Linked DNA regions of Homo sapiens: regions 1 and 2 are each linked to region 3. Evidence: chromatin contacts called from ENCODE Hi-C or POLR2A ChIA-PET data. All regions are on one chromosome and are shown on one strand. The core of a region is the stretch at or near the end of the contact, and the rest is flanking DNA. Distances in the headings are between cores, read along the strand shown. Region 1 holds the start of RFNG (RFNG O-fucosylpeptide 3-beta-N-acetylglucosaminyltransferase). Region 2 overlaps FOXK2 (forkhead box K2). Region 3 holds the start of LINC01970 (long intergenic non-protein coding RNA 1970).

What was found. A loop is a pair of places that touch in the nucleus more often than their neighbours do. ChIA-PET counts read pairs that join two places held with the same protein, here RNA polymerase II (POLR2A). Pooled maps may share reads with other maps.
Region 1: a loop to region 3 is called in a pooled map, with 4 times the contacts of the local background. The contact joins the promoter of RFNG here to the promoter of LINC01970 in region 3. A Hi-C loop is called at or near these places in 5 of 50 pooled maps. POLR2A ChIA-PET finds 5 or more read pairs at or near these places in 5 of 52 experiments (GM10248, GM12878, HEK293 and 2 more).
Region 2: a pooled map shows a loop between it and region 3 (2.2-fold over the local background). The contact joins the enhancer-like site here to the promoter of LINC01970 in region 3. A Hi-C loop is called at or near these places in 2 of 50 pooled maps. POLR2A ChIA-PET finds 5 or more read pairs at or near these places in 6 of 52 experiments (A549, HepG2, MCF 10A and 3 more).

The regions. Positions count from the first base shown.
Region 1 is chr17:82,049,732-82,053,314 of GRCh38, reverse strand. It overlaps RFNG (RFNG O-fucosylpeptide 3-beta-N-acetylglucosaminyltransferase), which reads left to right and starts at 1,504. Exons shown (of 8, transcript NM_002917.2): 1 at 1,504-1,815; 2 at 1,973-2,021; 3 at 2,551-2,653; 4 at 2,760-2,913; 5 at 3,309-3,397; 6 at 3,473-3,583. The coding sequence starts at 1,549. GPS1 (G protein pathway suppressor 1) reads right to left here and starts at 1,417. Exons shown (of 13, transcript NM_001321092.3): 1 at 1,351-1,417; 2 at 1-41. The coding sequence starts at 1,383. RefSeq lists silencers at 1,110-1,239, 1,300-1,549, 1,820-1,969 and an enhancer at 1,190-1,859.
Region 2 is chr17:82,530,087-82,533,339 of GRCh38, reverse strand. All of the region lies in intron 1 of FOXK2 (forkhead box K2), which reads right to left. Among named protein-coding and RNA genes, the nearest start is that of FOXK2, 12 kb to the right of the region's middle. Within about 2 kb of position 1,624, at least 5 of the 41 ENCODE cell types and tissues checked have a DNase peak (open chromatin) inside an H3K27ac peak, as active enhancers do; they include OCI-LY7 and PC-3, where a contact is called at or near this core.
Region 3 is chr17:82,291,398-82,295,122 of GRCh38, reverse strand. It overlaps LINC01970 (long intergenic non-protein coding RNA 1970), which reads left to right and starts at 2,309. Exons shown (of 2, transcript NR_135639.1): 1 at 2,309-2,600; 2 at 3,560-3,725. RefSeq lists an enhancer at 1,508-1,617 and silencers at 2,374-2,623, 2,664-2,713.

The DNA of each region.
Region 1 (3,583 bases), core at 255-2,754, 240 kb after region 3:
TCCTGGGGGTCCACGTCGATCTGCATGGGCTCCACGGCCCCCTGCAACATGGGCCAGGCACCTGGCACCTCGTCCTGGGGACTGCCCCAGGAGGGCGAGAGACCCGCACTGTTCTCTGAGGTCAGCTCTGCCCAAGATCTTCCAGGCCAGTCGGACCACACTCCCGCCGCTGCTGTCCCCCAGGTGTGCCCTCCCAGTCACCCCCGCCCCCACCCAGGCTCCTGTGCCACCACATCAGGGAGGGGTCTCCTCACAAGACTCTAAGGCTCAGAAGCAGAAACCCCTCGCCTGATTCTAGCCGCTCATCTCTGAAAGCCAGAAAGCAGACAGGGGACAACCAACTACACAGGGGCCTCTGAGGGCCCCTACACGTTCCCAGCCACCATCCTGATGTAGTTTCCTCCAAGCCACGGAGAAGAACGGGACGCCACCTCAACCCCAGGAGGCAGGAGGACCAGCCCCCGGAATCTGTCCTGAGCAGCGGAGCAGCAATACTGGGCTGAGAGTCACGCCACGGAGTTGGGAGAAGGGGAAAAGAGTCATCTCAGGGAGCCTCATGGCCCCCAGCTGGGAGACACAGAGAAGCCAGGACCTCGGCTTAACACAAAGCAGGCTGGAAAAGCCGCCATGCCGGGCACTCGCCGGACCCGTGGGCCTCCCGCGCTCCTTCGGGAAAAGCACCAAGAGCTCGGCTCCCTCCGCAGGCCCCGGGCCCACCGGGGCTCCCTCCCCTCCTGCGCTTGGCACTGAGTCCCTGTCCTCGGCCAGCAGAGCAGCAGGGGCCCAGCCACAGCAGGGGCGGCCGGGGCCCTGCTCCCCCCTCCCTCGCTCGGGGGTCCCTGTCCTGGAAGGTACCTCGTAGAGCAGCGTACAGGCCGACAGGCTGGCGCTCAGGCTGAAGTCCCCGGCCGTGCCGGGCAGGACGAGGTCTGACCTACTGCTGTGAGGGGTGCAGTACAGATCTGTCACTGACGAGGAGGCCGAGCTGGGGGCCGAGCTATCCCTCATTCTGTCCTGACTTTCTGCACCCCCCGACCCTGACACAGAGCTGGCTGGCTGCTGAAGGGAGAAAGAGCGTTAGCGTCGGGGCGGCCGGGAACCTCTCCCGTGAGCTGCTGGGAGGGGAGGCGGGGCGGGCGCGGCCCGGCGGCCCCCGATCGCAGCGCGCAGCCACGGCGGAGACGCGCCCTCGGCCCTGCAGCCCCCGACGCGCGCTGCCCGCGGAGGCCCGGCACGGAGCGTGCCCGACCGACTCCTGGCGCAGGCCCCGCGCCCCTGCTCGACCTCAGCCCGGCCCCAGTGGCGGGGGGCGCGGGGGCGCGGAGGCCCGGGGCGGCCTCGGCTCGTTACCTGCAAGTTAAACACCTGAACCGGCAGCGGCATCTTGCACCCACCCCGCCGCGGCGTGCCGTCCACTTCCGGGGCAGCGAAGCCGTCGCTTCCGGGGCGCGGGGCGGGGCGGGGCCGCTGCGTTCTTAAAGGGGCCGCCGCCCACCCACGGCTCCGGCCAGGTTCTCCGCTCGCAGCGCCGGGGGTCCCGGCGGCCGCATGAGCCGCGCGCGTGGGGCGCTGTGCCGGGCCTGCCTCGCGCTGGCCGCGGCCCTGGCCGCGCTGCTGTTACTGCCGCTGCCGCTGCCCCGCGCGCCCGCCCCGGCCCGGACCCCCGCCCCGGCCCCGCGCGCGCCCCCGTCCCGGCCCGCTGCCCCCAGCCTGCGGCCTGACGACGTCTTCATCGCCGTCAAGACCACCCGGAAGAACCACGGGCCGCGCCTGCGGCTGCTGCTGCGCACCTGGATCTCCCGGGCCCGCCAGCAGGTGCGCCGGACCCCGACCCCGACGGCGAGCCCCACGCCCACCCGCCCCGCCTCCCAGGGTCTAGGCCCGGCCCAGGCCCCCGGAGGCTCCGCGCGGGGCGGGTCGGTCTCCGGCCTGGGCAGCGCCCCAGAAGCCTCATAGATTGTTTCTCCCCCAGACGTTTATCTTCACCGACGGGGACGACCCTGAGCTCGAGCTCCAGGGCGGTGAGTGTCCCCCACTCCCCGGCGCCCGCGGGATCTGCCCCCCGAGCCTTTCTCGCTCCGAAGCCACGGCCCCTTCGCTGCTGTGGGTGCCTTTCTCTGCCCAGGCTCCCGAGGCCCGGGGAGGCCCCGACGCTGCCCAGGTCACGCGGCCTGCGGAGGGCCCACCCTGCCAGCCAAGCTCTGCTCCCCACCAGCCTCTCACACTAGCCGCTTCCCGGGGCGTGGGGCTAGTGCCACGTCCCCTGAAGAAGCGCCAGCAGGGAATCCGCCCTTCCAGGCCAGGTCAGGGCGAGCTGCCTCCGTCCTGTTTCCACTCAAGAGATCCCAACCGATGGCCGCCTGCTTCAGCCTCGGTGGCACCAGCAGGGTCAGCGCGTGAGGGCTAGGGCTGTGGTTGGACCCAGGCAAGGTGTCCAGGCATGTCAGACAGCCACGTTGTGCCCTGGCCCTTGGGGGCAGGTGGGGCACAGGCCTTACCCCAACCCCAGTGCCATCCTCTACGTGCGTGCTTCCCGTCTCTGATTCGCAGGCGACCGTGTCATCAACACCAACTGCTCGGCGGTGCGCACTCGTCAGGCCCTCTGCTGCAAGATGTCCGTGGAGTATGACAAGTTCATTGAGTCCGGGCGCAAGTACGCGGCGCTGACCCGACCCGCAGAGAGCTCAGAGCCAAGCTGGGTGGGGGCCTCCTGTCCAGCCATGCCAGGCCCTCGTGCCCAGGACTCCCCTCGCCCACAGGTGGTTTTGCCACGTGGATGATGACAATTATGTGAACGCCAGGAGCCTCCTGCACCTGCTCTCCAGCTTCTCACCCAGCCAGGACGTCTACCTGGGGCGGCCCAGCCTGGACCACCCCATTGAGGCCACCGAGAGGGTCCAGGGTGGCAGAACTGTGAGTGTCGGAGCAGACGCCATCGGAGCAGACGCCTTCCTTGACACCAGCCCGGGAGGCACAGCAGAGGGCGTGGAAAGCTGGCTTGAGAAGGGCATAGGGTTGGGGGCCCAAGCTGATCCACCCAGGTGGTTTGCATGTGGTGTTTCAGGAGCAGGCCAGGAGGCCCTCACCGTACTGGGCAGAGAGGGGGTGTCTGGGCCAGGTGGGGAGGGTCTGGAGGCTACGGGTCAATGGCCTGCAGAAGCCCCCGGCTCTTTTTGCTCCAAGAAGCTTCTGTTACCTGGGTGGGATCTCCTAAGGGGCAGCTTAAGAAAGATGCCTGGGGAGTCCCATGAAGAGTCAGGGGTGAGAAGCCCTGTCCTGGGCAGCTCTGACCACCACCCCATCTTCAGGTGACCACGGTCAAGTTCTGGTTTGCTACTGGTGGGGCCGGGTTCTGCCTCAGCAGAGGCCTTGCCCTCAAGATGAGCCCATGGGCCAGGTGAGTGGGGGTCCAGCTGCCCGGGCTGGGAGGCGGAGGCTGAGACCTGAAAGGTGCTGACCGGCCTCCCCCCAGCCTGGGCAGCTTCATGAGCACAGCTGAGCAGGTGCGGCTGCCGGATGACTGCACAGTTGGCTACATCGTGGAGGGGCTCCTGGGCGCCCGCCTGCTGCACAGCCCCCTCTT
Region 2 (3,253 bases), core at 375-2,874, 240 kb before region 3:
TTTTTGCATTTTTAGTAGAGACAGGGTTTCACCATGTTGGCCAGGCTGGTCTCAAACTCCTGACCTCAGGTGATCCACCCGCCTGGCCTCCCAAAGTGCTGGGATTACAGGCGTGAGCCACCACGCCCGGCAGCACTATACATTTTATCGTTAATTTAGAGTATACTGCTTCTACTTATTTTTAAAAAGTTAACTATACAACAGCCCCAGGTAGGTCCTTCAGGAAGTATCCAGAAGAAGCCGTTATCACCGGAGGTGACAGCTCCATGCACGTTACTTCCCCTAAGAACTTTGGAGTGGAACAAGATGTGGAGGTAGAAGACAGTGATACTGCTGGTCCTGACCCTATGTAGGGCTAGGCTAGTGTGTGTTTCAGTCTTAGTTTTTAAACAAAAAAAGTTTAAAAAGAAAAAAATAATAATTTTACAAACAGAAAAAAGCTTATCAAATAAGAATACAAAAATATTTTTGTGGTCAGGCGCGGTGGCTCACACCTGTAATCCCAGCACTTTGGGAGGCCAAAGCAGGCAGATCACCTCAGGTCAGGAGTTCGAGACCAGCCTGGTCAACACGGCAAAACCCCATCTCTACTAAAAATACAAAAATTAGCCAGGTGAGGTGGCTACTCGGGAGGCTGAAGCAGGAGAATCACTCGAACCCGGGAGGCAGAGGTTGCAGTGAGCCACAATCACACCATTGCACTCCAGCTTGGGCCACACAGTGAGACGTAGTCTCAGAAAAAAACAACAAAAATATTTTTTTATGTCTGCACAATGTGTGTTTTAAACTAAGTATTAGTTTATAAAGTAAAAAAAAATTATAGTATGTTAAGACTAATAAATTATTTACAATTTTTTTCTTTTACCTGACAAGAAAACTCTTTTTAAATACATTTAGGCCAGGCGCAGTGGCTCACGCCTGTAATCCCAGCACTTTGGGAGGCCGAGGTGGGTGGATCACCTGAGGTCAGGAGTTCAAGACCAGCCTGGCCAACATGGTGAAACCCCGTCTCCACTAAAAATGCAAAAACTAGCTGGGCTGGTCTCGGGTGCTGGTAATCCCAGCTACTCGGAAAGCTGAGGCAGGAGAATTGCTTGAACCAAGGAGGCGGAGGCTGCAGTGAGCCGAGAACGCGCCATTGCACTGCAGCCTAGGCAACAAGAGCGAAACTCCATCTCAAAAAAATAAATAAGATGGGCACAGTGGCTCACGCCTATAATCCTAGCACTTAGGGAGGCCAAGGTAGGTGTTTACCTGAGCTCAGGAGTTCAAGACCAGCCTGGACAACATGGTGAAACCCCATCTCTACTAAAATAAAATAAAATAAAATAATTAGCCGGGCGTGGCGGCGTGAGCCTGTAATCCCAGCTACTCGGGAAGCTGAGGCAGGAGAACTGCTTGAACCTGGGAGGCAGACGTTGCAGTGAGCCAAGATCACGCCATTGCACTGCAGCCTGGGCGACAAAAGCGAAACTCCTTCTCAAATAAATAAAGTATAGCCTAAATGTCCAGTGTTTATGAAGTTGACAGCGGTGTACAGTCACGTCCTAGGCCTTCACATTCACTCACCATTTACTCACTGACTCACCCCGTCCTGCAAGCTCTGCTGACACTAAGTGCTCTAGAGAGCTGTACCTTTATCTTTTGTACCTTATTTTTACTGTGCCTTTTCTATGTTTTAATATGTTTAGATACACAAACACCATGTTACAGCATTCAATACAGTCACATGTTGCTTAAGTTTGTGCAGCATGTGGCTGTAGGCGCAACAGGATATACACACAGCCTGGGTGTGCAGCAGGCTGTGTCATCTAGGCTTGTACAAGTATGCTCTATGATGTTCGCACAACAATGAAATCACCTAACAATGCATTTCTCAGAATGATTTCCACAGTTAAGTGATGCATGACTGTACAAGGCCAAAAAAGTCACTTTGGGGAGTCTACCATCAACAAAAACAAAAAAAAGTGGGAGCAACTGTAGAATCAGAAGTGAATTTAATCTGACTTACATTTATAACTGTTTTACATGGTTTCCTATGGTACAGTAGTCACCCAATCCAAACTCAGAAGCCCACATCCAACCAATTCAGCAATAAACATTTGAGTCCTATCGAGTACCCAGAATTCCTGGAGGAGGTCACCCAGGGGTCAAAGGCTACAACCCCAGGAAGTGTACAATGTAAAGATGAATCAGCCCAGCCCACAGAACACTTACATGCAGTTCACTCAAGTGTACAGGATTTCAGCTGTGTTTAATCACGTGTGGACAAGTCCAGGGGGAAGCTTGGCAAAGTGGGAACAGGTCCTCAAGGAGGACCCAGAACAGACATTTTATATTTAAACCACATCTTCTTCCACCCAGCTCAAATGGCTATCAAAATGATGTTCATTATCCTAACATCCTCCAACAGCTCAGAAATGGCAAAAACACAGAATTTTTAAAACATTCTCTATATACTCAAAATGCTATCGTATTCTGAAAAATACAAGACCAAAAAAGCCACTTTGAAAACACAACAGTAGACCGGGCACAGTGACTCACACTTTGGCCTGTGATCCCAACACTTTGGGAGGCCAAGACAGGGGAATCACCTGCAGTCAGGAGTTTGAGACCAGCCTGGCCCACATGGTGAAACCCCGTCTCTACTAAAAATACAAAAATTAGCAGAGCGTGGTGGTGGCGCCTGTAATCCCAGCTACTCGGGAGACTGAGGCAGGAGAATTGTTTGAACCCGGGAGGAGGACGTTGCAGTGAGCTGAGATGGCGCCACTGCACTCCAGCCTGGGTGACAGAGCGAGACTCTGTCTCAAAAAAAAAAAAAAAAAACACATCAGTAGTTTTAAATTTCCTTATTTCGGGTTTTCTCTCTCTTTTTTTTTTTTTTTTTTTTTAGATGGAGTTTCACTCTTGTTGCCCAGGCTGGAGTTCAAGTGATTCTCCTGCCTTAGCCTCCCGAGTAGCTGGTATTAGAGGCATGCGCCACCACACCCAGCTAATTTTGTATTTTTAGTAGACACAGGGTTTCTCCATGTTGGTCAGGCTGGTCTCGAACTCCCGATCTCAGGAGATCCGCCTGCCTCAGCCACCCAAAGTGCTGGGATGACAGGCGTGACCCAACGTGCCCGGCCTATTTCAGGTTTTCTATATTCCATCTGTCCAAATGAAAGTCAAAAGATGAGTTTTCTTACTGCCAATTATTAATGACTAAACACCATTAAAAACAGCACCTTGAGAGCCATCTTTCCCAGCG
Region 3 (3,725 bases), core at 1,060-3,559:
CACACACACACACACACACACACACACACACACGCTGGCATTACCAAGTGCTGTGAGGATGTGGAGGAAATGGAAGACTCAGACTCCACTACTAATATGGAAGCAGCCAGTGGGGAAATCTGGCAACTTCTCATAAAACCAAACATACTCCTTTCCTTTGACCCATTCCTCAGTATCTGCCCAGAGAAATAAAAACATGTCCACACAAAGACTTCAAAAAGAAAGTCAACAGCAACTTTATTCGTGATCGCCAATAGCCAGACACAGCTCCAAGTGTCCATGAATACAGCAGATAAACACACCGGTGTGTTTACACTGGACTGCTTGGCAATCAAAAGAACAAACTCCTGAGACATGAAACAACACAGAAGAATCTCCAGAAACATGACGCTAAGGGAAAGACGCCTTACACAAGGACATGTACCCAATGATCCATTAGTATGAACTCTTAGAACAGGCGGAAGCATAGTGGAGAAATCAGCACAGGTGGCATGGTAGCAGTGGACATAGAATGGAAAGGGGCATAAGAGAATTTTCTGGGGTGAGGGACGTGTTCTATTTGTCTTGATGGCATCTTCGGTTACACTACTGTATTTGTTAAAACTCAGCAAAAGGAGGCTGGGCATGGTGGCTCACGCCTGTAATCCCAGTCCTTTCAGGAGGGTGAGGCAGGAGGATCGCTTGAGGCCAAGAATTTGAGGTTACAGTGAGCCATGATCACGCACTGCACTCCAGCCTGGGCCATAGAGCAAGTACTGCCTTTAAAACAAATAACCTCAGCCAATGTATAATTAAGTTTGTGCACTTCATTACAAACTTAACATTAAAAAACTACAAAAATCATATGCTAGTGGTATGCACGCTGTTTTGGCGGTGATGGATACTGACATTTGCAATTTAATACTGTAACTAACATCGTTTTACTACAACAGCGTAATAATATAACGAGCACCTGCAAGCCCCCCTCCAACAGCAAAACCAGGTATTTCCAGTGACTTAGATCTACTCGTGTGCTTATCCTGTCCCAGTCCCCAGAATGTGCAGCACGTTCTTGCCTTACGAGGATTCCCCCCATGCGTATATACCTAAGTCATATGTTTTATTTATTTATTTTGAGACGGAGTCTCGCTCTGTCTCCCAGGCTGGAGTGTAGTGGTGCAACCGCGGTTCACTGCAACCTCCGCCTCCCAGGTTCAAGCGGTTTTCCTGCCTCAGCCTCCCGAGTAGCTGGGATTACAGGCGCCCATCACGACGCCCGGCCTAAGTCATCCGTTTTACAGCTTCATGTTGATCTGCCTGACGAGATGGGCTGATGCAGGGACAGGCGAGGCCGTGAGCGCGCACACAGTCGCTTTCACCGCAGAATCCAGGCGGTGCTCATCGCAAAATCATTCCGACCTTGCCAGATGTTTGACGTTCTTCATTAAACAAAAACCCCTGAGCAGAACGCCAGGGGCCTGCGCGAAGGCGGGGTCGGGGGAGCTGTTTGGGTCTTTTTTATTTTTCATCCTGGTGACCAGCAATCTGGTCCGCGGTGCCCAAGTTCTCTGCAGCCGGCCTCAGGCCTGATCCAGGCGGTGCCCCGGGCGGGGCCCACAGCCCTGAACCCGCCCCTCCCTCCCCGCAGCCCCGCAGCCCGCGCCCTCCCCTCCCCTCCCCGCCCTCTCCTCCCCTCCCCTCCCCTTCCCTCCTTCCCCCACCCTCCCCTCCCCTCCTTCCCCCACCCTCCCCTCCCTCCCCCCGTCCCCTCCCTCCCCCCGTCCCCTCTCCTTCCCGCCCTCCTCTCCGCACCCTCTCTCCTCCCCGCCCTCCCCTCCCCGCGCCCTCCCCTCCCCGCGCCCTCCACTCCCCTGCCCGCGCCCTCTCTCCTCCCCGCCCTCCCCTCCCCTTGCCCTCCTCTTCCCTCCTCTTCCCTCCTTCCCTCCTCGCAGCCCCAAAACCCGCGACCCCTCTCCGACCCCTCCCGGCGCCCTCCCCTCCCCGCACCACCGCACCTTCCCATCTCCCACCCTTCCCAACGCCCGCCTCGGCAGGGATGCGGCCCTAAGACTTGCAGGAAGCGCGGGTTCGACCCCGGCGCCCTAGCAACCCCTGCCCTCGCCGCTCTAGAGAGCGGGTCTCCTGGCCGGGCCCTCCTGGGTCTCCGTAGCCGCGATCGCCAGACGCGGCGAGCGGAAGGGCCCAGCCCCGCCCTCTCCGGGCACATGACTCGGGCCTGGCCATTCACAGTGCAGCATCGTCCAGCCTTAGTGATTGGGCCATCGGAGAGCACGTGACAACAGCTAGGCCAATTAGAGCTAGGCCAATTAGAGACCACCCGTTTCTATTTATGGTGGAGCCGGCGATCGGCGTGCGGTTGGAAGTGGTGTCCCTGAGGCACCTGCTCGCCCTTTTCCTGCGCCTCCGCAACGTCGGCTGCGAATGAGTCTCCTAAAGGACGCCCGGGAGGATCGGAAACAGCCGAGTCCCGGCGCGGGCAGTGTCCTGCGCTCCTCCCCGGGGTCTGGCCGGGGTGGGCCCGAGGCCCCCGGGCCCCCGGTTACCGCCGCGGGCGCGTCTGCGTCCTGACCCGGAGGGACCCGCGGGCCGGGCCGTACCAGGTGGCGCTGGGGTTAGGGTTGCCGCCACGGAAGCCCAGCTCTGTGGACGCCTGCAGGGCGCCCTCACCGCCCGGGACGGGGGACCCAGCCCAGCCGCAGGGGAAGGACTGGGGCTCGCGGGGACGGAGGGCGGTTAGGATTGCTGGATACAACACGGAACGCCCAATTAACGTTTTTGTTTAACGTGTTTTTTGTAGAGATGGGGTCTCGCTATGTTGCCCAGGCTGGTCTTGAACTCCTGGCCTCAAGCGATCCTCCCGCCTCGGCCTCCAGAGTAGCTGGGACTAGAGGCCTGAGACAGCACGCCCGGCTCAGTTAAGATTTTAAAACAGATTTGTTGAAATATAATGCACTTACTGTGAAATTCACTTATTGAAAGCTTATGGCTTTGCCGTATATTCGGAGATGGGCGGCCATGCTCACTATCTCATGTGACACCGTTTCTGTTGCCCCAGAAAGAAACCCCGTGCCCATGAGCGTTCACTCCCCACCCTGCCCACGGCCCAGCAAATCTGCTTCAGCCCCTATAGATTTACCTCTACCGCGTTGGGCATGTACTAAAAATTGTTTATCTGAAGTACAGATTTATCGGCATCCCATATTTTTATTTGCTAATTCTGGCCATCCTAAAGGTGGCATCGCTCGCTCTGACCAAGGAAGCCTCAAGCAGGCAGGCACGAGAGTCCATCCCTAGCCCTGCCTGGCCCCTCAGAGCCCATCCCTGGCCCTGCCTGGCTCCTCAGAGCTGTCCCTGGCAGGCTCCGGGCTCAGGTGCGCTGCCAGGAGGGGGGCAGTGAGGGCTGTTTTAGGTATAACAATCCTGGATATTTCCTGAGTATCTTGTCCGAATGGTTCCTCTTTCTGTATTTTCTAGCTTCCTCTGTATATTTAAAAATGGTCTTATTGGTGTGTTTCTTCACGACATTTCAATTTTTTGTTATCATTTCCCACAATTTCAGTGATGCAAGATGGTCCTTTCTGAGCAGAGCTCCCCTCGCTCAGTGCTCCTTTGTTTCACGTAGAAGATCTTCTTGAGGGGACTGTGTGGCCAGTGCAGCCCAGGCCTCCCCACCCTGCACCGTTCAACAGAAGAGCAGCTGACGCAGGGGGCCCTCAACATGCTCA